Linked DNA regions of Mus musculus: all the other regions are linked to region 1. The links are chromatin loops, found by intact Hi-C in ENCODE. Cell type or tissue: heart. All regions are shown on one strand. Region 1 overlaps Tln2 (talin 2). Region 2 has its middle 12 kb from the start of Gm30639. Region 3 overlaps Gm19299 (predicted gene, 19299).

What was found. Peaks named below come from ENCODE experiments on the same cell type or tissue, not always from the same donor. Only the 100,000 strongest peaks of a DNase experiment are listed, where the experiment ranks them.
Region 2: a loop joins it to region 1, with 7 times the contacts of the local background. A loop is called at or near these places in 11 of 42 quality-filtered maps.
Region 3: a loop joins it to region 1, with 3 times the contacts of the local background. A loop is called at or near these places in 5 of 42 quality-filtered maps.

What each region holds. Positions count from the first base shown.
Region 1 is chr9:67,210,112-67,218,111 of GRCm38, forward strand. It overlaps Tln2 (talin 2), which reads right to left. Exons shown (of 58, transcript NM_001081242.2): 58 at 6,974-8,000. Among named protein-coding and RNA genes, the nearest start is that of Mir190a, 23 kb to the right of the region's middle. In heart, a CTCF peak has its summit at 3,351; a DNase peak (open chromatin) is centred at 3,360; H3K27ac peaks cover 3,201 bases.
Region 2 is chr9:66,997,200-67,005,199 of GRCm38, forward strand. No RefSeq gene overlaps it. Among named protein-coding and RNA genes, the nearest start is that of Gm30639, 12 kb to the right of the region's middle. In heart, CTCF peaks have their summits at 4,105 (motif pointing right) and 5,570 (motif pointing right); a DNase peak (open chromatin) is centred at 4,122; H3K27ac peaks cover 798 bases.
Region 3 is chr9:67,152,807-67,160,806 of GRCm38, forward strand. Gm19299 (predicted gene, 19299) reads left to right here. Exons shown (of 3, transcript NR_045748.1): 2 at 4,220-4,374. Gm40529 (a long non-coding RNA gene) reads right to left here. Exons shown (of 3, transcript XR_870878.2): 3 at 3,579-3,899. Among named protein-coding and RNA genes, the nearest start is that of Gm40529, 21 kb to the right of the region's middle. In heart, a CTCF peak has its summit at 4,265 (motif pointing left); no DNase peak of the experiment used is centred here; H3K27ac peaks cover 2,806 bases.

The DNA of each region.
Region 1 (8,000 bases):
TTTCCCTATATGGCTGGCTAGTCTCTGAGATAGAAACCATTGTGGGCTGGCTTAAATATTGCAGGAATGGACTTGAGTAGCCTGGAAGAATGGAGGTGAGACTGGAGTTCCCCGAGAAGCCCCACCCGTGTGAGAGGTCTTGCAGACTTCCTGATTGGAGAGCAGTATGTTGCAGATCAGGAACTAAGTTATATCTTGAGTTGTCTCTACTTTTCAGAATAGCCATTGTCTACTAACCACTGTATCTGACCTAACACTTCTGTGACTATTAGGTAAAACTGATACTGAGGAAATTGGGGTCCCTTCTTGTGGTTCTTGATCTCATTAATGAAAGAATTTCAGAACGAACCCAACTTTAAGGACAATTGTACTGGAGTCTAAAAGACACCCGCCAGGGCAGGCTGCTGTGAACCTCAGCAGCTGACAGAGAAGGAGGATAGAGCGGAGAAGCCATGCCATGTAAGCTGGCAGGGAGGTTGGACATATAAGAAGTGACATAGGAATGGCCTCCACGGGCTCATAGATTTGAATGCTTGGTCACTAGAGATTGGCATTGCTTGAGAGGGATTAGAAGGTGTGGCCTTGTTGGAGGAAGTGTGGGACTTCAAGAGCTCAAGCCAAATCTAGTGTCCCTTTCTTCCTGCTGCCTATGAATGAATCCAGATGTAGAACTCTCAACTTTCCTAGTACCATGTCTGCTCTCATGTCTCCATGCTTCCACTAGGACCACATAAACCTCCGAAACTGTAAGCAAGCTCTAGTGAAGTGCTTTCTTTTATAAGAAAGGTACATTCCCATGATATCTTAGGGTTTCTATTGCTGTAAAGAGACACCATGATTATGGCATCTCTTATAAAGGGCAACATTTAGCACACTCCACAAGCCACACCTATTCCAACAAGACCACACCTCCTAATAGTCCCACTCCCTCCTTAGGAGCCTATGGGGGCCATTTCCATTCAAACCATCACCACGCTCATGGCCTGTTTTCACACCAATAGAACACTTACTAAGACAGGAAACAAACAACCCACAGTGGGAAGGGAGCTTGGAAGAAAGAGTAAGAAAGCCCCAAGTATTGGGGAAACCCAAGCTATGAAGGAAAACATTGTTAGAAAAGGATTTTTTTTTTTTTAAAGAAGAAGAGAAGTTACAGTTTTCTAAATGATTCAGACTTGGAAAGCTGCATGACTTTGGCCTGGTAAGCTACCACATTGGAATGTGAGAGGTAGTGGTGGTGGTAGCTTGGAATTCTGGGAAGGAAAAGTACAGTATCTCATTACAGGGATAATTATTGCACCTGTCGATAGCATAGCTTGAGGCAAACACTCCTTCCTGGTGGCGGTATCTTAGTCAAATGACTTACAACCACCTTCATTTTGTGACTACTACTTGCACAGTGGAACATGACATTCAGGGTGGCCTGGATCTGTGTTCCTGGGCCATGGTTGCTCACGCGTGGTTCAGAATAAGGTACCTCTCACTTCCTGTTGTGACTTTTCCTGGAGAGACTTGATCATGTTAGACACGGATTACCTAGTCATACTGTAACACTCCCTTTGGAGCAAGAGGTGTGTCTTTTTACCCACAGTTGTTAGACAAGCTGGTTAATGAGGTCACTACAGATTTGGAGTCCTGACTGTTTTCCCTCTGCCATCTTCGGGATAGACTCAATCCTGAGGCTAAAGCTGGAACTTCCATTCATCACTGCTGTGGGAGAGAGTCCAACACCGCCAGCAGATATTTCTTCTCCCCTCAGAAGAACCAGGGTGTACGTAAAGTCCACAGCCAAACACCCACCAGTAGGAGGAACGAGACCTTCCTTGACCCAGAGCACCTGTAGCTTCCAGTCAACTCCCCAGTTAGCACTGCTCCATTTTGAAAGGAACTGGGGAGTTAAGTAGAACTCTTCATCATGGATTCCTAGCGGTCTTGAAAGCAACTTGCTCAAAGTCACTTCTCTGAAGCCCAAAGCTCTTACGTGTTCTTTTTGCTTCCTTCCTTTGTCTCCAGACATTGAAGGAAGAAAGCCTGAGGTGTTGAACTGCAAGTGCCTATGGCCCAGGTGCCTGCACGGTTTATTAAAGAAACCTTTCTCTCTGTCTCCCCGTTTTTCTTCTAGACGGCCCTTTGTGGGTCCAGGCCATGAGCACCGTCTTCTAGGGACCAGGTCACACCATCAGAAGTCTTTTCTCTATTTCAGTAACAACTTTCTTTGGGTTGGATCCTGTACTGGCTATTTTTTTATGTCAGCTTGACACAAGCTAGGCTCACTGGGAAGAAAGAATCTTAAGTGAGAAAATACTTTCATATGATTGGTCCATAGGGAAGACTTATAGGGCATTTCTTGATATATAATTGATGGAGGAGGGCTTAGCTCACTGTGGGCACTGCCATCCTAAGCTAGTAATCCAGAACACTATAAGAAAGCAGGCCGAACAAGCCACGGGGAGCAAGCCAGTAGCAGCTCTCCTCCATGGCCTCTGCTTCAGCTCCTGACTCTAGATTCCTTTCCTGAGTTTCTGCCCTGACTTCTTGATGATGAACTGTGATCCAGAAGTGAAAGGGAAAGAACTCTTTGCTCCCTAATTTGCTGTTGGTCATAGTGTTTAGTTACAGCCATAGGAACATTAATAGACCCTAGCTTCCAGCTTTGTCAGTGGTGAGAGTTGACAAAGAGGTGCCAGTATATTAAGGATCAAATTGTGTTTCTTCGAAGCTGTGTTCGGAAGGGACTCCTAGCAAAGCACTCTTTGGAGGAGCTGTTTTGGACAGCTAGGGTGGGGCTGTATAGGTGAATAAGGAAGACAAGACAGCTGTGGTGGGCAGTAACTGTTTACGCACAGTCTTATGTTGCGTGTTCAAAGTTCAAACCAGAGGGCCCTCAAACACTGGTCACCAACAAACTAAATCCATCCTGTCTAAGCCATTTCATAGCTTTGGAAGCTGGTGAGGTTACATGCAACACGATGTGACCCCTGCCTGTGGCCTAGAAGAGGCTATCTCAAAGATGAAACATAGGCAGGTAATAATTCTAGTGATATTTTAGAGTAGGACTCTGATGAATTCAAGGTGTGGTTGCAAAAGCATTTGTCCCTAGATCATACAATAATTAAAACAACACCAACCAAAAAATCCCCAAGGATAAAAATACTGGTGTGATAGCATGGATTCCACGGTCTCTGGAGATATTGGACACACACAGATGTCTTCAAGCCCTCAAGAAGTTCCAGAGACACACAAAGATATTCACCTACACTTTGCTTCTTAAATTTTTCCTAGAAACTTTTTTCCCTCCAGAGAGACAGGGACACTCTACTAATGTCCCATGGAACCACACTGCCCCCTGTGGAACAGCCTGGTGCTGGCCAACTGTGCTGCTGGCTGCAAACATGGCTACCTTCTAAGACATGGGGCAGGGCTGTCCTGACAAGTCAAGCCTGCATGTCTGAAGATCGTGGGGCAAAGTTGCACTGGTGCGAGATCCCCTGCGCGTCTCTCTTCTCCCCTTTGGGATGAAGCTCCACACTCTACATTTTAGCACTGTCAATCTCCGTTTCTACACTTTACAGTTTTAGCCTTTTATGATTTTTCTCTCCTCCCCCTCCCCACAGCTCCAAACATCCTCCACTGCTGCTAAAAGCTCGACCTTGGCCAATTGCTTCCCTGGCTGCCTTTGATGGGCAGCTCCAGCCATCTCCTGGGCAGCTTGAGTTCCTGTCCCTCTCTGAAACTCTGGGTCCTTCTAGCAAGTGGAAGTGGGACTGACTTCTCCAGAGCCTAAGGTCTTGGAGGAAAGTAATGTTTTCTACAGACCCGGGTGCTGAAGTAACGACAGCCCTCCGTCTTCCTTCCTGCTTCTCTAACGATCCCTATAACATCAGAGTGCTGGGAGCACAGAGCCACCAGCTTTGCTCTGGATCTCTTTACACCTTGGGTCACCCAAGCCCCACACGCCTATGGAAGAGGATCAGCCTTCTGATGAAACCTGGAGCATTTCTGCAGCACAGTTCGGAGCAGAGGAGAACCAAACTTCCTTTTCCAAGCTGTAGAATTCCTGAAGCCAGAATTGAAGGGGAATTCTAAATATGGTCCCAAGGGTTTGGGCCTTGTACTGACCTTCTTAGGTAATGCCCCTGGACAGACCATCCTGTCCTTGCCCCAGTCCACCCTGGAACACAATGCCAGAGGCTTTCTTACTCTGGGGGAAATGGCGCAAGCAATTCTGTTGTGTTCAGGGCAAAGATGTTTAAATGACAATGCCCAGGGGAATGTCTCTCAGACACATAGTTACCATGGCACACAGGTGTTCCAGAGGACCCAGATTTGTTTCCTGTAAGCACTCTTGTAAGGCAGCACTCAACCACCAACTACCTGCAATTACAGTTCCAAGGAATCCTGTGCTCTCTGGCCTCTGTGGTGTGTTTAAACATATTCATTCTCTCTCTCTCTCTCTCTCTCTCTCTCTCTCTCTCTCTCTCTCTCTCTCATACACACACACACACAACTTTTTAAAGATGTCATGGTCAAAAAAAGGGGGGGCAAAGTAGGATTCTGGGAGCATCATTTGGAAGACATCACTGGCTGAGCAGCAGAGAGGAAGGTTCTTAGTCAGTGACCTCTGGATGCCCCCTTCCTGCCACAAACATATATGGAATGGAATGGTCCTGTGGTCTTTCCTCTCTCCCAACCCCCACATCCCTCATTGCTCAGGAGCCTCTAGTATGAGCCAGGCTCTGCCTCATGTATGTATTGCCCCACGGTCCTCTCCCCACCTCAGCCTGTTTGATTTCCATCCTGCCCGTCAGGTTTTCATTGAGGATCTCAGCAGGCTGACTGTGAAACCATGAGCTCTGCATGGACCAGCCAGCCTTGTGTATGCAGCAGAGAACGAGACCTGGCCTCAAACAAGAGGAAGGCAAGGGCCAGCATCAGAGTTTGTCCTCTGACCTCCACACACACGTGCCTTTCCCCTTCCATATATAAGTACTGTATGAAATTCTCAAAGAATTAAGTGTTTTAAAAGTCGGTAAATAAGCAAACCATGAGCTTTAGAAGAAACAACCTGAATCTCTTTGTCCTTTATTAGTGGATCTTAACGGAGTAACTGGGAAATCCCAGCTCTATTGGGTGAGTGAACTTGGAGTAGTTCTCTACCTCTCTGTGCTTTGGCCTTATGTCTTAGGGCTTTACTGCTGTGAACACACATTATGACCAAGGCAACTCTTATAAAGGAAACATTTAATTGGGGCTGGCTTACAGGTTCAGAGGTTCAGTCCAGTATCATCAAGGTGGGAACATGGCAGCATCCAGACAGATGTGGGGCTGGAGGAGCTGGAATTCCACCTCTTGTTCTGAAGGCAAACAGGAGAAGACTGGCTCCCACGTGGCTAGGAGGAGGGTCTCACTGTCCACCCTACAGTGACATACTTCTTCCAACAAGGCCACACCTCCTAATCGTGCCACTCCCTGGGCCAAGTATATTCAAACCACTGTACTTTATATCTACCTGTGTGTCTTGCTATGAGGAATAAACAGGGGTAACGGGTCAGTAGCCACCTCACATCTGCGTTCCTGTGCCAGCCTGTCTGATGGCAGTTCCCTCCCGCTACTGGATCCCCATCCTGGAGAATTCTGGGACCCCAACATGATGTATATTCTTGACTTCTTCCCCTCCTGTCACTCCAAGCCCCGGACTCACTGAATTGCTCCTTGTTCTAAGTCATTGTCTCATTAAACCCAGGCTGTTGCCTTTACAACCCTACAGCTTGAAGTGTCTCTCCTTCACTGCTGTGAAACTCCAGTGCATAGGAATCGGGCAGACCACACCCTCTAGGAAGCCTTGCCCACCTTCAGAGCAGTACCCTATTATTCCCATTTCTCTGAGTCTAGGGTTTGTCTTCCCTGAATTGTGACCATCTCTGGGAATGTGAGTTGGGCTCCAGTGTCCTGGGCACAGCAGGTGCCAGGGCTTGCAGGCAAGGTTACTGGTGGCCTTTTGACCTGATACGATTTTTGTGTACAGAGGGTGTGAGTTTTGATAGGCAGCAGCCAACCTTGCTCAGCTACTTCCTGCCCCCTTGAGTCTTAGGCTGTCCCTTTGAAGAACGGCCATATGCCTTTTTTAGGGCTGCTGAGCACTGAGGGATGTGTCTGGCGGCACAGGACTGGCACTAAGGAGGCTCAACCATAGCCTTTTACCCTATTCCCTGGTCTGCCCCTCAGGCATCTCACTTTTGTTTTAGCAGTCTTCAGTCCTAGCCTAATTTTTGTCATTCCTATTGAGTCAGAGATATGCAAGCTTTATTACCAACTGGCTCAGAGTGTGTGAGTTCAGGAGTATCCCCCAGTCACTGGTGTTCATCCCAAGGTCATTTTTGGTTGCTATGGTGATTCTTTGACACCCCCATCTTGCAGATTAGGAATGCTTCATATTTTTCTAAGTCTGGCTGCCCTAAAAACAAGGACTTCTGGCCAAGGATCCACCCCCTCCAACAGGAAGACAGGCTGGAGGTGACATTTTCGGCCTCAGCTGTCACAAATGAACCTAATCAATCTTCCTGTGGTGGGTCTCCACAAGTCCAGTGCCTCATAGACACTCTTTTGTGCTCAGGTGTTTAGTCTTCGAGGGACATGCAAGGTCCCTGCAAGGGCTGACCTGTTCAAGAAGCCCATTTGTTTCAGAGGAAGGAGGAGACCACATTTTCCTACTCAGCCTATTTTTCTGGGTCAGTGAAGTAGAGTGGAATTGGGTGGCACCCTGGGGCTGGTCTTACCCCCGTCTCCCACCCATACATGTACACACACACACACACACACACACACACACACACACACATCCTTGGTTATTGTGGAGATAGATGTTTGGCTCAGGGCAGAATTTCTCCTCCATAAGCAAGATGCCCTCTTCTGTCTTTTTTGCACCTCACCCCCACTCCCACCCCCCGCCATTGCCATGAAACCTTCACACAAGTTCATTCCTTTAAAAGTTTATTTCTGATGAATAAAAAAAATAATTTATGTGATTAGATAAATTAATTTATGTGATTAAACATTATGACAAGGGCAGAGCTTCCCTTTCTTGTCTCCTGACAGATGTGGCTGCAGAGGGGCTCGCATGCTATTGCCTCCTGGTGGGCAGTGAGCTGGGTTCCAGGGAGACCAGATAAAACCTAGCCTGTTTCACAGAAAAGTGTCAGCCCTTCTTCATAGTATTGTGAGACTACTGGAAGTTCCCTCCTCGTGCTCATTCCAAATGACCACAACTTAATACATCAAGTGCAAGCTCACCCTGATGGAGCAGTGACGTCAGGCGATTTGTGGAGGATGTCTTTCCTAGCGGAGGCTGCCGACTCAGTGGGAGGGACTCTGGGGTGAGGTGAGATCTGGGCCACCAGCATAGCCCCTAAGACCTTTCTTTGGCTTTTAGGACTCTGAGCACTGTTGCCTCTCAGCCTGTAAGCAACTATTTTCTTCCAGTTCCTTGCAACTTGCTCAGTAACTCAGATGTGTCTGTCTGTGTGCGCGGTCACCGAGTTCGTTTCTTCTAGGTGTCTGAGCAGAGCATACAATCAGTGCTGAGATCTTAAGCTTTAGCTCCCAGAGGCTCTACCTTAGCCCTGGACTGCAAAGCTCGGGGAGATTTGGGGGACCACCTGCCAGAGAGACAAGAGGAAGTGCAGTGGCACCTCTTACCACCTCCACCCTAATTCCTTCATCAGGTTCTGGTTCTGGGGCCGCTTAGGAGGTGGGGATAAATACATGCTTTTAGGTGGTGGGACATTTTGGTTAAAGTCTGTGTGTTGCTGGGAACCAACCCAGGGCCTAGCACTTACGAGGCAAACATTTTAACACTAAGTTACTTCCATTAGCTGTTGGTTTTCTGAGACAGGATCTTGTTACCCAGCCCAGGCTGACCTTAGACTTGGCAATTCTCCTGCCTCCACCTCCCCAGTGCTGGGATTCTAAATGTTCGCCGTCACACCTCGTTACACGGTTTT
Region 2 (8,000 bases), 210 kb before region 1:
AGGGCTGTTCTTTACTGGCTTGCTTGCTTCCCCTGGCTTGCTCAGCCTGCTCTCTTACAGAACCCAAGACTGCCATCCCAGGGATGGTCCCACCCACAAGGGGCCTTTCCCCCTTGATCACTAATTGAGAAAATGCTTTACAGCTGGATCTCATGGAGGCATTTCCTCAACTGAAGCTCCTTTCTCTGTGATAACTCCAGCTGTGTCAAGTTGACACAAAACTAGCCAGTACACACCCATTGGAGCTGAAGAGATGGCTCAGAGGCTAAGAGCACTAGCTGCTCTTCCAGAGGTCCTGAGTGCAATTCCCAGAAACCACATGGTGGCTCACAACCATCTGGATTGAGATCCAATGCTTTTTTTCTGGTGTGTCTGAAGACAGCTACAGAGTACTCATATACATAAAAATAAATAAATCTTTCCCCCCAAATCACCCAGAATCCCAGTTTTTGAACATAACTGTTCATGCATTTGCCCATTTTAGCCTAGCTATTATCCATGAGCATGGACAACAAGGGGACCGCGACAAAAATGGACATATAATGCATTCTGTCTTTTCTCTACTTAGCATGATAGCAAGCATTTCCATGTTTGTCACTGTGCATGTGTGTGAGCACATGTGCACATGAATGTACACGTGTGCATGTTGCATGTGGAGGCCACGAGTCAATGTTGGATGTCTTCCTGAATCATTCACTTTATCTTCTAAGATGGGGTCTCTGCCCCCCAGATCTCACTGAGTGTGTTAGGCCCAGAGATCCTCCTGCCTCTGCTCTCATCCAATGCCAGGGTTACATACACACATAACCACACCCAGCTATTATGGGATTGCTGGGGAGAGCACCTCCTGCTCACCTAGCAAGCTCCTTACCATCTGGACCATCTTCCCTGTTCCCGTGATTATCATTTTAGTGTCTGTATAGTAGTCCAGAGAGATACTTTAGTCATGGTCCCTTCAGATCAGGATTTATGTTTTCTACTGTTGTATCTTGGTGCTATGGGGATTATTACCCAAGGGACAGTTGCAGTTATTTATTTATTTATTTATTTATTTAAAAATTATGTATTTTATGTGAGTACACTGTTGCTGTCTTCAGACACACCAGAAGAGGGCATCGGATTCCATTACAGATGGTTGTGAGCCACCATGTGGTTGCTGGGATTTGAACTCAGGACCTCTGAAGAGCAGTCAGTGCTCTTAACCACTGAACTATCTCTCCAGATTGCTGCTGTTATTTTGTTGTTGTTGTTGTTGGTTTTTTTTTTTTTTTTTTTTTTTTTTTTTTTTTTTTTTTCGAGACAGGGTTTCTCTATAGCCCTGGCTGTCCTGGAACTCACTTTGTAGACCAGGCTGACCTCGAACTCAGAAATCCACCTGCCTCTGCCTCCCGAGTGCTGGGATTAAAGGCGTGCGCCACCACGCCCGGCTTTGTTGTTGTTTTTGAGACAGGTTCTCTTTACATATCCCTAGCTGTCCTGAAATTCACTATGTAGACCAGGCTGGCCTTGAACTCACAGAGACCCACCTGCCTCTGCTTCCCAAGTGCTAGGATTAAAGTCATGTACCACCATGTCTCATATGGGCAGACTTTCAAATGCAACACTTTGTTAGATAAGGTCTCAAAAAATAGTTCTATTACCTCAAAGGAATGGCAAATATTGAGCTTTCTTGCAAGCATATGTCTGTTGCTTTCCAAAAGGGTTTCACGAATCATGCCACTGGGTATGTGCGAGGTCATGGAAATCCCCCAGCAATGTGTGGATTTTAATAAAATTTTATTAATTTAGTAAAGTTAAATGCTATCTTTTAAAAGATTTGCTTTTATTTATGTGAATGCCTGTGTATCTTCTTGAGTATGTACCCACCTGTGTGCCAGCAGAGGGTAGAAACTAGAGTTACAGGTAGCTGTGAGCCACCTTATATGGATGCTGGGAACTGAATTCCAGCCCTCTACAAGAGCAACAAGTGCTCTTAACTGCTGAGCCACCTCTACCAGTCCCAGATGCTATCTTTTTTAAATGCTATTTTTTAAAAGATTTATTTATTACATGTAAGTACACTGTAGCTGTCTTCAGACACACCAGAAGAGGGCGTCAGATCTCGTTATAGATGGTTGTGAGCCACCATATGGTTGCTGGGATTTGAACTCTGGATCTTCGGAAGAGCAATCGGGTGCTCTTACCCACTGAGCCATCTCACCAGCCCTTAAATGCTATTTTTATTTCCACAAATGAGAGAAAAATTTCAGAAGCTACATTTTAATGGGAAAACATCTAGCAGTAAGAAGAGAAGTCCTGGTACCAGGCTCCCTTATCCCCCATCACCACAGGGTTGAAATACCCAGTCAAGTGGGTTGTACTGAATTTATTACTTGTACTGTTGGAAGTCACAGATAGACAGTTTGTACTGCTGAACTACTTTTTTTAAAAAAGATTTTATTTATTTATCTATTATATGTAAGTACACTGTCGCTGTCTTCAGACACTCCAGAAGACCGAGTCAGATTTCGTTACAGATGATTGTGAATCACCATGTGGTTGCTGGGATTTGAACTCCGGACCTTCGGAAGAGCAGTCGGGTGCTCTTACCCACTGAGCCATCTCACCAGCCTCACTGCTGAATTTCTAAAGCAGCAGCATAAGCTAATGGTCCAGAAGGATGAGACTGGCAGTGTGCGAGCTACCGTCTGATGACTGCCATCCACACCGGAAAAGATCTCCAGGCAAACAGAATCTGCTGTGGTGTTCATGTCTTCTTGGAGGGAGCCAAGCCTCTTAGCTTTGCTCTGTGTATCGGCTCCCAGTAGAACTGGGCTGAGAAAAGACCACTCCAGTTTTCTTGGTTTTAAATTGCTCATTTGCCTGAAAGGAGTGATTTGAAATTTGTGAACCAGAATCTTGGAAACTCTCAGATGGATGCAGATGGTAGAAACAATTTTAATTAGGGAGTCTTTCTTCCATAAAAAAATCAAAAATCAAATCAAATCAAATAAAATCAGGGACTGGTGAGACGGCTCCACAGGTTAAAAGCCAAGAATGAACTTTTCCCAGTCTGTAGGCTGCCGCTTTGTCTGAAAGATGGTGTCCTTTGCCTTACAGACACTTTTTAGCTTCATGAGGTCCCATTTGTTAATTGTTGTTCTTGGTGTCAGTTATATCAATGCTCTGTTCAGAAAGCCTACCCCTTTCTTCCCTTCATTCAGGGCAGGGTGGAAGTAGGAGGGTCAAAAGTTCAAGGTCATACTCAGTTACAAAGCAAATTTGAGACAAATTTGGGCTACATGAGACCCTGTCTCAAAATAAAGTAAAATAACGAGAAACTGAGCATTCATTTCATCTAAATGTTAGGGTGAAACAATATTCCTGTGGTTTTTATTTTACACACAGAAACTACTCTAAGAAGCTAAAAGCCAGGCCGGGCAGTGACGGTGCACACCTTTAATCACAATACTTGGGAGGCAGAGGCAGGCAGATCTCTGGGAGTCTGAGTCCAGCCTAGTCTACAGAGTGAGTTCCAGGACAGCCAGGGCTATACAGTCTTGGAGGAAGAAGAGGAGGAGGAGGAGGAAGGGGAGGAGGAGGAGGAAGAAGGGGACAGGGAGGGGAGGAGGAGGTGGAAGAGGAGGAGGAGAAGAGAAGGGGGAGAAGGAGGAGAGGGGGAGGGGGAGGAGGAGACAAGGATGACAACGCTAAAGGCCTTGCCCAAAGGTCATATGCCTCACAAATGGTTATAAAAGTTACTCAAGTCTTTTTACTTCTACCAAGGAATCGCCCTTCTCAATCTTTTTTTTTTTTTTTTTTTTATTATATCTAAGTACACTGTAGCTGTCTTCAGACACACCAGAAGAGGGCATCAGATCTCACTGCAGATGGTTGTGAGCCACCATGTGGTTGCTGGGGTTTGAACTCATGACCTCTGGAAGAACAGTCGGGTGCTCTTAACTGCTGAGCCATCTCTCCAGCCCCCACTCTTCCCAATCTTAACTTAAAAAAAAAAAAAAAAAAAAAAGAAAGGAAAAAAAAAAAAAAAAAAAAAAAGGCTTAACTCACTGAGGTTGCCAGACATGTGGGCAAGACAAGAATCAGATGAGTACAGACTGCGAACAGCAGGTGGCGCAGTGCCCTCGGTGTTCCAGGCTGTGCCTCACGGTCCTCTGAAACCAAGGTCAATATGGACAGCCACAGGAAGCTTGAGTAACTTGTGACCCACCTCTCTCTCATTCTCTCTCGTCCATCTTCTCCTAAACTGGGTAGGCCCTCCCCATGCGTGTTCTCACTCTTTGCTGCAGCAGATCTCCAAGGAATGAATGAGCTTGAGAAAGTAGTCAGCTGAGGGATGGCTTGGTGATTAAAAGCGTGGCTTTTGTAGATTTTGGTTCTATGCACCCAAGTCAGCAGGTTCCTAACTGTAACACCAGCTCCAGGGGCTCCAAGGGCGTGCATATATACCACCCACACACATACACTTCATCAACTTCCACATTTACTACAGAAAAGCTCCTGCCTCAGAGGCTGGGCCATTGCCAGAGGCTTCCATTTGTACCATTCACTCAATTCTCTCGCTATACTTTGAGATACAAATGTCCTGCCCTTGTAATAGATCACAGAGGGCACTTAGATTGTGGTAGAGGTAGAAAGATTTGTGTGAGCTTGAAGCTGGACAGCCTGGAAATCGGATTCAGCTGGAGTATTTGTGCAAAGTACTTAATGCCTCGGTTAGACTGTAAAATGGTGATGTTATAAGTAACCCTGTAGACTTATTATGATGATAAAAAAAAAAAACCCAGAAACACCATCTAATAATTATTGGAAGATGCCTTAAGACCTTTAAAATGAAGAGGGCTGAAGAAATGGCTTAACACTTAAGAGCATTTGCTGTCTTTGCAGAGGACTGGGGGTTAGATTTCTGACCTCTGCACTTCTGCAGTGACATGAGCCCCAAATAAACAGATAAGTAAATAAAGCAATAAACTAAATAATGAAATAATTAAAAACCATTCACAGCTGGGCATGGTGGCGCACGCCTTTAATCCCAGCACTTGGGAGGCAGAGGCAGGCGGACTTCTGAGTTCGAGGCCAGCCTGGTCTACAGAGTGAGTTCCAGGACAGCCAGTGCTACCCAGAGAAACCCTGTCTCGAAAATTGAAAAAAAAAAAAAAAAAAAAAAAAAAAAAAAAGAATTCAGAAGCAGTAAAAACAATTTTAGATAAGGGCTTGGAATGATCAAAAATGTAGTATTTCATGTAGAAAAAGAATGCTTAAGTATTTTTGCTTAGCCAACATTCTAGCTAGTAATTTAATTTAATTCTAGCATTTAAGTTGTTATAACTGAAAGAGGTAAATTTGGTTTAAAAATGTCCCCAGTAAGTTAATTGTTCAACAATTTGGTTTAAAAATTTGGTTTAAAAATGTCCCCAGTAAGTTAATTGTTCAACAATTGATCAAGTTGATAATTTAGTGAATTTTGGTGTTTGGTTACATTGATTTTTTTTTTAAATTCCACTGTTCTTTTTTTTTTTTAAGATTTATTTATTTATTTATTTATTTATTATAAGTACACTGTAGCTGTCTTCAGACACTCCAGAAGAGGGCGTCAGATCTCGTTACAGATGGTTGTGAGCCACCATGTGGTTGCTGGGATTTGAACTCCGGACCTTCAGAAGAGCAGTCGGGTGCTCTTACCCACTGAGCCATCTCACCAGCCCCTACATTGATTTTTTAAAAAATTAATTTTAAAAAATGTATGCGCATACCTGGGTGAGTTCTGAGTACACCATGCACACACAGACCTTTGCAGAGGTCAAAAGGTGTCAGATTCCCCTGGCACTGGATAAGCCGTCTTATGTGGGTGCTGGGAGCTGAATGCAGTCCCTTTGAAAGTGCAGTAAGTGCTTTAATGTTTGAACCATCTCTCCAACCCAGGTTTGCACTGACTTTGGCATACAGACTTGTATTGATTGAACAGGGAGTGGTACTCAATGCATTTATACACTTACTGAATTAATTAATGCATGAATAGATGAATCAGAAGGATCTTGACATCAGTGAAATGATTCTTCTCTACTTAATGACTTCATGTGATGTCAGCATTTTAAGATCCCCGGACTTTCTGAGTCATGGAAACTGCCTCCCACACATCCCCTCCTCCCCCCTCACAATGCACTCACTGCCTACTCTGAGGCGACTTAATGAGAATGAGTGATTCCCTGCAGCCTCCCCGGGGGTAGCAGCTTCCAGAGGAGCCAAGCCTGGCTCATCCACTCACCTGCCATAGAGCACCGGCCTTGGCAGTTTACCTTGAGTTGATTCCTCATTTATCATGCAGGGATAAGTCTGAGATCTGACCTACTTCTCCTTAGCATGGCTAAGGACATAAAAAATACACAGTTCCCTGGGATCAGGAAAGTGCTGGGTGGGTGACAGCCCATCCTTATGAAAACCAAGCTTGGCAATGAAGGGGTTATTAGAGGCAGGGAGATCCAGCAGGAGGAGGGGCAAACCTGCTCTCCAGTCTCTTGATATCCTGGTCACTAACATCCACAATAGACAGGGACTGCACCTGTTAAACTGCCTTCCCCAAGTCACCTGCCAGTGCAAAACAGGAAAATTCCAGTGGCCCTACCAAGGCCTCCACTGTCCGCTGAGGGATGAAGTCACTGCCTGCAGTCAGCCGGTGAGACCAGATGAGGAAGCCTAGATCCAGACATAAACAGGCTGGCTTCTCTTTCCATCCTTCACAGCTATAGTCAGCCTGCTGGGTGGGGGTAAAGGGAGCCCAATGGCCACCGTGAGGGGATTTAGGTGGGGAGAAGAGAGCGCAGCTGGGGTGACAGGGACAGCAACAGTCCAAGCCTGAGAACCGCATCAAAGACAAACCATGAAGGACCTGGGGAAGGCTATTTACTCTGTCCTTCCTGTTCCCAAGCCTAAGAGGGAAATCATCACAGGGAGAAAAAGACATCCTTAAAGGACAAAGGGCCTGCCATCGGGGTCCACTTTTAGTGCTTGTTGGTGTCGACCTTCCAGCTAGAATCAGTAGACCCATCACTGCTAGGGGACACTGCCAGGCAGTGGCTCAGGTGCCTGGCCTCTGTGTGTGTCTGTGTGTGTGTGTGTGCATGTATGTGCCCCCAACTCCATCAACCCCAGGGGAACCCTACCATAACAGCTGATCACACTGGCAAGGTGCATTTTACCCGTCATGTAAAAGCTCATCCCCTTGAATAATATTTCTGAGTTAAAGTACTTAGATATGAACAGACTCTGGAAGGTTCTGAGGCTCAGCTCATCCAATTACCACGCAGCAATGGAGTCCCATCGTCTCCTTGGATATCTGGCTTAATAAAGCCTGACCCCCAAGACTATTATATGCCCAAAAGTCCTGTAAGAATGGGATCTGCTTTCAATATTATATCAGGCACACTAAATACACTTATATTTTACATTAACTAGAAAATGTTTACTGTGGAAAAGATAAAAAAGATCTTCTTCTTCTTCTTCTTCTTATTATTATTATTATTAATCCTTTCCCCATGTGTATGGTATGTATGTGCTTGTATGGGCTTTTTTGCACGCGTGTGTGAGCTTATGTGTGCATATGCATGTGGAGGCCCAGGGTTGATGTTAGGAACACCCTGCATTGCTCATCCAGCTTCCTGAGTTAGGTCCCTCGGTCACACTCAGAGCCAGTCAGTATGATCCCTTGTCTGCCTCCAGAGAACCACTTGGCATTTATGTGGGCTCCTGGGGATTTGAACTTGGGTCCTCACTCTTGCTCAGGGAGCATTTACTGCTGAGCCATGTTCCCAGCCCCAGAATCTTATTCTTTTCTGTTTTGAAACTGTTAAGCCACACATACTCACTCACTACCTAGGTGGCCACATTCTCTGAGCTGTCTCACACAGGCACAGGAAGTCCGATAGAGCAGGGGAAGAGTCAAGCCATAGCAGTATTTCCGAGCAGAGAATTTAGAGGTTGCTAAAGTTAAATGTGAATGGGGT
Region 3 (8,000 bases), 57 kb before region 1:
CTGCTTGGTCAACACTTCTTACAAAGCTTGCAGGAGCTCAGAGACCTTCTCTTATCTGCCTGACATGACCTTCCCAAGGATACAGGAAATCCTTGTGGGTTGAGGGTCTATGGGAGGTGGGCTACATCTTCCCAGGCCAGAGCTGCCAAGAAATCCTCTAATCTTGCAGGGTTGGGGGCACCTCATAAAATTGCTTCTCCACCCACACAAAAATACCACAAGTTTTGCAATCAAAGCCATGCTCCCAATTTCCCTTTCTTGTTCTAGAGCGCATGCCCAGGGTCTCTGGACTGGACCTATTATTTCACTAGCCTTCCTGGGGCAGCTCCCTGAGGCCATCAGCCGTAAGGACACTAGAACTCTGTGGAAAGTTCTGGGACCATCTGCAGTGAAGCTGCTACTCTGAGAAGGTGAAAGGGTGAAAGGGAAGGACAACCCTATGTTTGTCCATGCCCACTGCTTGGTTCCAGGATTGTGCGTGCCCCAGGGGCTTCCGTGCTGAACCAGGTGCAGGGTGTTGTCTGTGTAATAAAGTATTCAAGTGCTGCCCCACTGCCCTGTCCAAGCAGCAGACAGAACCCTTCCTAAAGGGCAGCGGTAGGAGCAGTTTTGATGGTGCACATGAGGTCCTGGAGCCTGCTTCCCTGATACTGCTAGGTTGGTGCAGGGTGGGGAAAGTCCAAAACCAATGAAAAAAGCTCGTCACTGCTTCAACAAAGGCAGAGACATGGCTAAGGCTGTGCCTGTACCCTGACCCCACTACAATGAACACGTGGTCCTTTTGGAAAGCTCCTGAACTGGGCCCTGGAAGCTCTCAGGTCCATGGGGTAGGAATATGTGGTGTACAGTAACTACAGCAGAGAGGAGACAGACCCACCTTCTTCCCCTAATGGGACAACCTATGCGGTTTGCCTTCCATCTCCTCTGGGAAGGTCTCCTTGCTGTCTCCAGCCTGGACAGAGCTACTCTGGAACTTACAAATGATTAATAGTCCAGATCACAAATATTGCTGTGGTTAGGAGGAGTGTGCCAGGCCCAAATCTCTTTTCTACAAGTTGCTGGGTGTGTGGTTTTTCACAAGTCATTGGACTTTTGGGCTCTTTTCTCCTCTTCTCTTTCCATGTGTGTCTGCGTGCAGCCTCCATAAAGGTCAGAGGTCAACTTGGGGTCATTCCTCAAAAGCTCTTCATCTTGTTTGTTTGTTTGTTTGTTTTTTGAGACAGGGTCTTTCACTGGCCTGAGGATCCCCGATTTAGTAAGGCTAGTTGGCCAGCAGCAAGCCACGGGGATCCTCCTGTCTCTGCCCCCTGGTGCCAGGATTACAGGTGTGCTCTACCTTGCCTGGCTTTTTAAATGGACTCTGGGATCAAACTCATGCTCGCTTAGCAAGTGCTTTGCCAACTAAGCCACGCCCCACCCCATATCTCATTCACTGTGTAGAGCTGTGGGGAAGACATGATTTAATATACACAAGACTCGGCAATGTCTGCCACAGACAAGCCCTCAGTAAAGGCTGCTCTGAGACACGCCTCTCTCCAGCTGCAAAGCATAAGATGCTATTTTATTAAAACTCTTTGTACAATTTATTTTGATCATATTCTTTCTCTTCCCCCAGTCCCTCCCAGATCCTCTCCACCTCCACACCCGCCTGACTAAATGTTCTTTCTCTCTCAAAAAAAAAGGGAAAAAGAAAATCAGGAAGAGCAATAACAAAGCAAAAAATAAAATCAAAACAAACTAAAAAAAAAAAAAAAAAGAAAAAAAGAAAGAAAGAAAGAAAAGAAAATCAGACCAAAGAAAAGCGAACACAAAACAAAACACACACACACACACAAAGATGGGGTTCATTTTGTGTTGGTCTACTACTCTCGGGCATGGGGACTGTGCTGGAGTGTGGTGTGGTTGATCGGCCCAGTGACACTTCTAGCTTTGCAGGAAACTGATCATTCTTCTCCCCATCAGGTGTCAACTGCGAATAGCTTCTTGGTTAGGGGCGGGACTAAGTCCACTCGGGTCCTGAGACCCGACCATCACCACCATCACCACCAGGCCTAATGCTTTCACGCTGCTGTCCTCCTCTGCTCAGAGCCACAATTTTTCTCTCTCCAAACAGATAAATTTTAATTACAAAAAAAAAAAAGAAAAGAAAAAAAGTGGGGGGTGGGGGCGGGGAGGGAGGGAGGGAGGGAGGGAGAGAGAGAGAGAGAGAGAGAGAGAGAGAGAATGAATGAATGAGAATGCATATGAATATAAGGTTGTGCACAGGTAGGGAGATAAGGAGAATCTGAGAGGAATTAAGGGAGGGGGAAAGATCTAACCAAAATATCTCACCTGAAATTTTTAAATTAATCTTTTAAAAATGCCTGGTTCACGCTAAGAAATACTTCTTCGCCTGGGCAGGAACTGAAGAATGTGGAGACACAGAATTCATCGTGGCAGAGAGTTTATACATTCAAGGGGTGTTTTGTTTTGACAACAGGACTTGTGTAGTCCTGGTTGTCTTAGAGCTCTCTGTAAACCAGGCTGGCCTGGAACTCAGAGAGCCAACTGCCTTTAGTTTCCAAGTGCTGGGATTAAAGTCATGCCCCTCCCCCAAGGCTCCTTCAAGGTTTTTTTTTTTTTATTCCAATAGGTTGAACCTGACAAAAAGCTATTGAATATCCTGGCAATCTCAGATAGAAAGATATTTGCTATTATTGAGAAAAATATACTAAGAATTTAGGGATAGACCAAAAAGAGTACAGGAAATCTTTTCAACGTCACACAGGGCTTTGCTGAATAGGACCTCTCAGAAGGTGTGTGTGTGTGTGTGTGTGTGTATGTATGTATGTATGTTTGATATGTGTGAGAGGGAAGGGTTTTCACATGCTGTATAGTTCATGTGGAAGTCAGAGGACGTTTTGCATTGATTCTTCCCTCTCCACCTAATTTAGGTGGGGTCTCCTCATTGTGTAAGCCCGGCTCACCAGCAAATATCTGGAGGTCTTCCTGTCGCTGCCTCCCCTCTCTGAATAGAGGAGTGCTGGGACTGACTGCAGACACTTGGAAGATTAGGTCCTGCTTTCGTGTGGGTCTGGGTTCTGAACTCTGGTTGACAGGCACTTTGTCCCACTATGGTCTCCGTAGCACCTCAAGAAGGGTCTTCATTAATCCCAGCACTTGGGAGGCAGAGGCAGGTGAATTTCTGAGTTCGAGGCCAGCCTGGTCTACAGAGTGAGTTCCAGGACAGCCAGGGCTATCCAGAGAAACCCTGTCTCGAAAAAAAAGTCTTCAGTGCTCTCCAGGAAACATCTCCACATCACTTGTCTCATTACTTTTCTGTTAAACCCCTCCCCTCCACAGTAGGAAGTTGCATGTTAATTTGCTGGTTTTTAGCCAGATTAAAGGACTATCTAAAGATTATATATGGTTTAATGACCCTAAAGGAACGTAACTATGTTTAGAACCACCCTCCCAACCTTGTCTTTTTTTTTTTCTTTTAAATGCAAACAGTTTCTCCAAAGGACTTGGAATCATCATTAGGTCATCTGAATGGTTTCTTCATTAATGAGTTAAAAGCCTATGCATATATTCTATGTTGGTATTACAGTACTGATTTTTTGTTTGTTTGTTTGGCTTAAGGTTTTTGTTTTCAAGGCTGGGTTTCTCTGCGTATCCTTGGCTATCCTGGAACTCAATCTGTACACCAAGCTGGCCACAAATTGACAGAGATGCCCCTGCCTCTGCCTCCTGAGTGCTGGGATTAAAGGAGTGCACTACCACCGCCTGGCTGACAGTCCTGTTTTTAACTTTTGTAAATTATATGTTGACATTCTGAAGAAGACGCTCCAGAGTACAGCTGCTAGCCTGAAGCAGATGTTTCTCCACCAGACCTTGGTCTCAGCTTTCCATGGGAGACTCTGGGGAAAGAGAAGAAATACCAGTAGGGTGGGTGTTGGGAGGCAGGGAGGAGCCAGATGGTTAAGAACCTGAAATCTACCCGTGCAAGTCCCCCAGGGCTTCAGCTGTCTGCTGGAGCCACCTGTGTGCACTAGGACAGGGGCCTGTTTAGTGCTTACTTAAAGAAACAGAAACCTGACAAGATCCTGTCTACTGTGTTGTGCTTCCTTCCTGTTTTAACATTCTCTTTGCTAAGCTGAGAGCAGCTTTTCTGATCCTACTGTATCCTTAGATCCTCCCAATGACCTAAGCATTGTCCTCCACATCTCTCCTTGCACAGAAGCAAATGTCTGGGACAGCCCTACTGAACAGTGCCCTCTAGTGAGCCTTTGGGTCCCCACCTGGCATCTGTGGAGGGAATGACTGGATGACCACAGAGAGAAGATAGAGCCCATGCTCCTCCTCAGAGGACTGCCAAGCTCCTACTGTGTGCAGGTATTGTCAGCCACGGCAAGGATGGGTAGCAGTGTGATCCTCTGGCCCTCCATTTTGCTTTTATCATCAGATCTCACTACATAATATTGTTAGATTGTAGTGGGAATTTGAGGTTCTTTTAAAAACACAGAAATACTACACCAATGTGCTTTCATTTTAATCCCAGGTGTGGGATATGGGGCTGCTTCAGACTGTCCACAGCAGCTGACTATGATTTGCCTCGGGCTCTAGCAGAGGCATGGTTTTGCCATCTGCAGATAGTTTCTACAATTATGTGACATTTGGAATTCTGGGAACTTTCCAGAGGCTATATAAATGCTAGGGCCCTGAGAGGTGGGGTTGGTGGTAGTTTAGGAGAGTTAGTTGTGGCTTGTCAGTAGTTGTGCTCAAAGAATAAACAAAAGGAAAGAAATTAGATTCAGGTTCTTTCTCTCTCTCTCTCTCTCTCTCTCTCTCTCTCTCTCTCTCTCTCTCTCTCTCTCTCTCTCTCTCTCCCCCTCTCTCTCTCTCTCTCATCTAGTGGGAGGGGGTAAGAAAAGAATCCACAAAGTAGCAAAAGGTAGATATACTAGTCTGTGTTTTTCTACTGAATGTATACAGAAATAAAAAGCTGAATAACAACAACAACAAAAGCCATGGTTGGGCCTGAGTGACGTCAGTGTGGGCAGTGTTGAGTGTTTCCTCAGAGCACACTCGTGGGTGTGAGCCAGCTCCCACCTTTGTAATTAGGCTTGGCTTAGCAGCTGTAGAGCAAGTACCAAGGACAAGAATTCAGTCACCTTGACTGTGGGCAATCACGTCGCCTTTCTGGGTCTTACTCTTCCGTGACGTAAGAAAGCGCCATACAATTGTCCTGAGGGTTAAGATAATTAAGCCTTCTAAAGCCCTTTAAATTGTACCTTTTGCATATTAGGCATTGAGTTGGGGGTTTGCTAAGGGAAAGGATGTTAAAAGGTGAAGTCATATCCAATTAATAATCTGACTACCAAATGAAGTAGTCAGATTAATTAATAATATGATAATTAATAATACAACTACCAAATGAAGCAGGTTCCCCCTAATCTGTAATTTTACTGGTTTGTGGTTAACTGGGATTGAATAAGTAGAACATTCAAGAACTAAATCAATACATAGTTTGAAGCAATCTTGCTCCATCCTGCTCTATCCTACCTGGGATGTGATGTATCCTTTTGTCTAATGTATCCGTGATGTACATGCCTCCTGCCTATTAGTCATTTAACAGGGAAAGCCTGGTAGGGAGTATTAATGTACACACTGACATCTACTACTTGGTCTTAGTATTATTACCACCTCATAAGGGAATTGGAGGCTTTTACAGGACCCCGGATCCCACAGCTCCAGGGCACTGTGGTACTGTCAAGCTCAGAATTTAGAGAACACCTGGGTGTTTAATGTCATGCTGGGCGTGGGAACCCAAGGGAAAAGGCAGGTGAGCAACCTGTGGGCTGGAGGGTCAAAGCTCCAGGGCTGGCCAGAGCCCAGGACTCAGCAGTAAGGAATCTTTTGTGCTGTGGTTCAAAGGTAGAGTAAGGGGTAGGAGGAAGTGGGAAGGTGAAGGTGGTTTTTATAGCTGTCAATCAATGAGTTAGCCAGCCTACAACCCTCAGGCTTGAGACACCTGGCAATGAAAGGTGATGGGGGAGGTGTGTTGTAGCAAATATTAATATTAATATTGAGGGTTTCTATCCTACCTTAGATTATTTAGTTCCCAAATAAAAGACACAAAAACCTTTATATTTATAATAAGCCTTAAAACACTAGAGCTGGGCAGATATTAGTCCTCTATGCTATTTTGTCTACTCCCCTGTCAATAGCCACAAGATATCACTTGCCACGTTCTACCTGAGCCATTCCTACTCCAATTCCATTCCTCATGGCCATGTAGTCACAGTCCATCTACCTGCCTACCTCTCTTCTGTCAGGCTACATGCTGTAGGCATCTTTATTAACCAATCACAGAAAAGTTGGGGGACAAGATTTTTACCACAAAAGCTGGTATATATATGTGAGGATCTGCTCATCTTGGAACAATGTGGGAAACAGAATTTAGCATTCGAATACAAGCAGCATCAGACCAACCCACCACGGGGGTGGGAGGAGCAGCCTCCTGTGTAAATGGTCTAGGAGGCACCCCCAGTGGAGACAGTGGCCCTGGGGAAAGAGGAAAGAGGGTATGGAGAGTGTGAGGGGTTCGGGAACAGAGCAGATGAGATGAAGGTACAGTGGGGGCTTTGCTTGGAAAAGAAGGCTAGTGACAGGAAAAGGAAGATGAACGAATGTACGAACACATCTGGAAGCAGGGAGGGTGTGTGTCTGAGCTTGTCCTTACAATAAAAACAGCTGAGATAATTCTTGGGGGTGGAGGGAGGGATTGTGTACCGGCAGTCAGGGTTGGTGTGGTCAGAGCCTCCTCCTATGTTCCTATGCCTTTGTGTGAGCTGCTCCCACTGCCACCCTTCCTGTGGGCTCCAGGTGGCGCAGGGTGGGATGACAAACCTTAAAGTACATGTCTTATCTTGCCTTGAACTGGCACCAGGGGCCAACATCAATCATCTCTGAGCTAGGTCTCTTGATAGTGCTCCCAACGGCTTTGGTAAAGCCATGGCTGGATCTCTGGAGAATCCTTGATGCAACTGAAAGAACCTAGTGGGGAAACCCCCACTCAACTCCCGATTCGGCGTACACCCAAGAATCACGAATAGAACACAACACCTTGATGTAACAACACTAGGTATTTTAATGGTGGAGCTCTGGGTCTAAACGTATCTCACACAGGAGACAGTGGATTCGACCACGAGGCTTGGAAGCTAGGGGTTTTTATAGAAAAGGAGTGGGGCTGGGGGAGGAATTGGCACGGTTTCACATGATTGGTCCATTTAAATATCAGCAGCCTGTAACATTTAACTTAGGTCAGAGGGGTAGGAGATAGGGAGGCGATGGGCCTGCCCGGGCATGTCCTGGTCTGTTCTGCTATGTTCTCAGCTCCAGGTTTCAAAGCTCACAAACAACTCTTTGGGCTATTTGACATACATTACATGAATCACAGGTCTCAAGTTTTATTTCCTTTCACAACCTTGAGGGTAAGTTTTGTAGTTGTGACTCCTTGTGAGACAGCAAGGGTCCACTAAAAAAATAAAATAAAATAAATAAAAAATTTTAAAAAACCCACTAAAACCAAAAAAACCCCCAACCTATTAACAGGAAAGCTGTGAAATGCATCCTTAGATTACAGCTCCTCTCCTCTGTAGGGTTCCAGTGTGGTTTCTCTTGCAGCTACCCCACCTCTCTCCCTAGGGTCCCCAGAGCTAAGCCCCTTATCTGATCATCAGTGGTGATGGAAAAAGATGTGTGGTTCTAGCCACGCTCTGGTTCAGTGAGTTCACCAGTCTCTAGAAAACCAGTGACACTTGCCGGTGGCTCTTCAGCCACAAGAACACGAATGCAGATGGAAGCAGAGCCGTCATCTTAAGAATGTTTCCAAATGGCATAGATGGTCCTGAGGAAGTCTGACATCTAACCACCCATGCCAGCGCTCCAGCCATGTGTGCAGGAACCTGTGGAGGGTACAGGTTTCTAGTCTGAAGGAAATAACTCCAGTGTTGTAT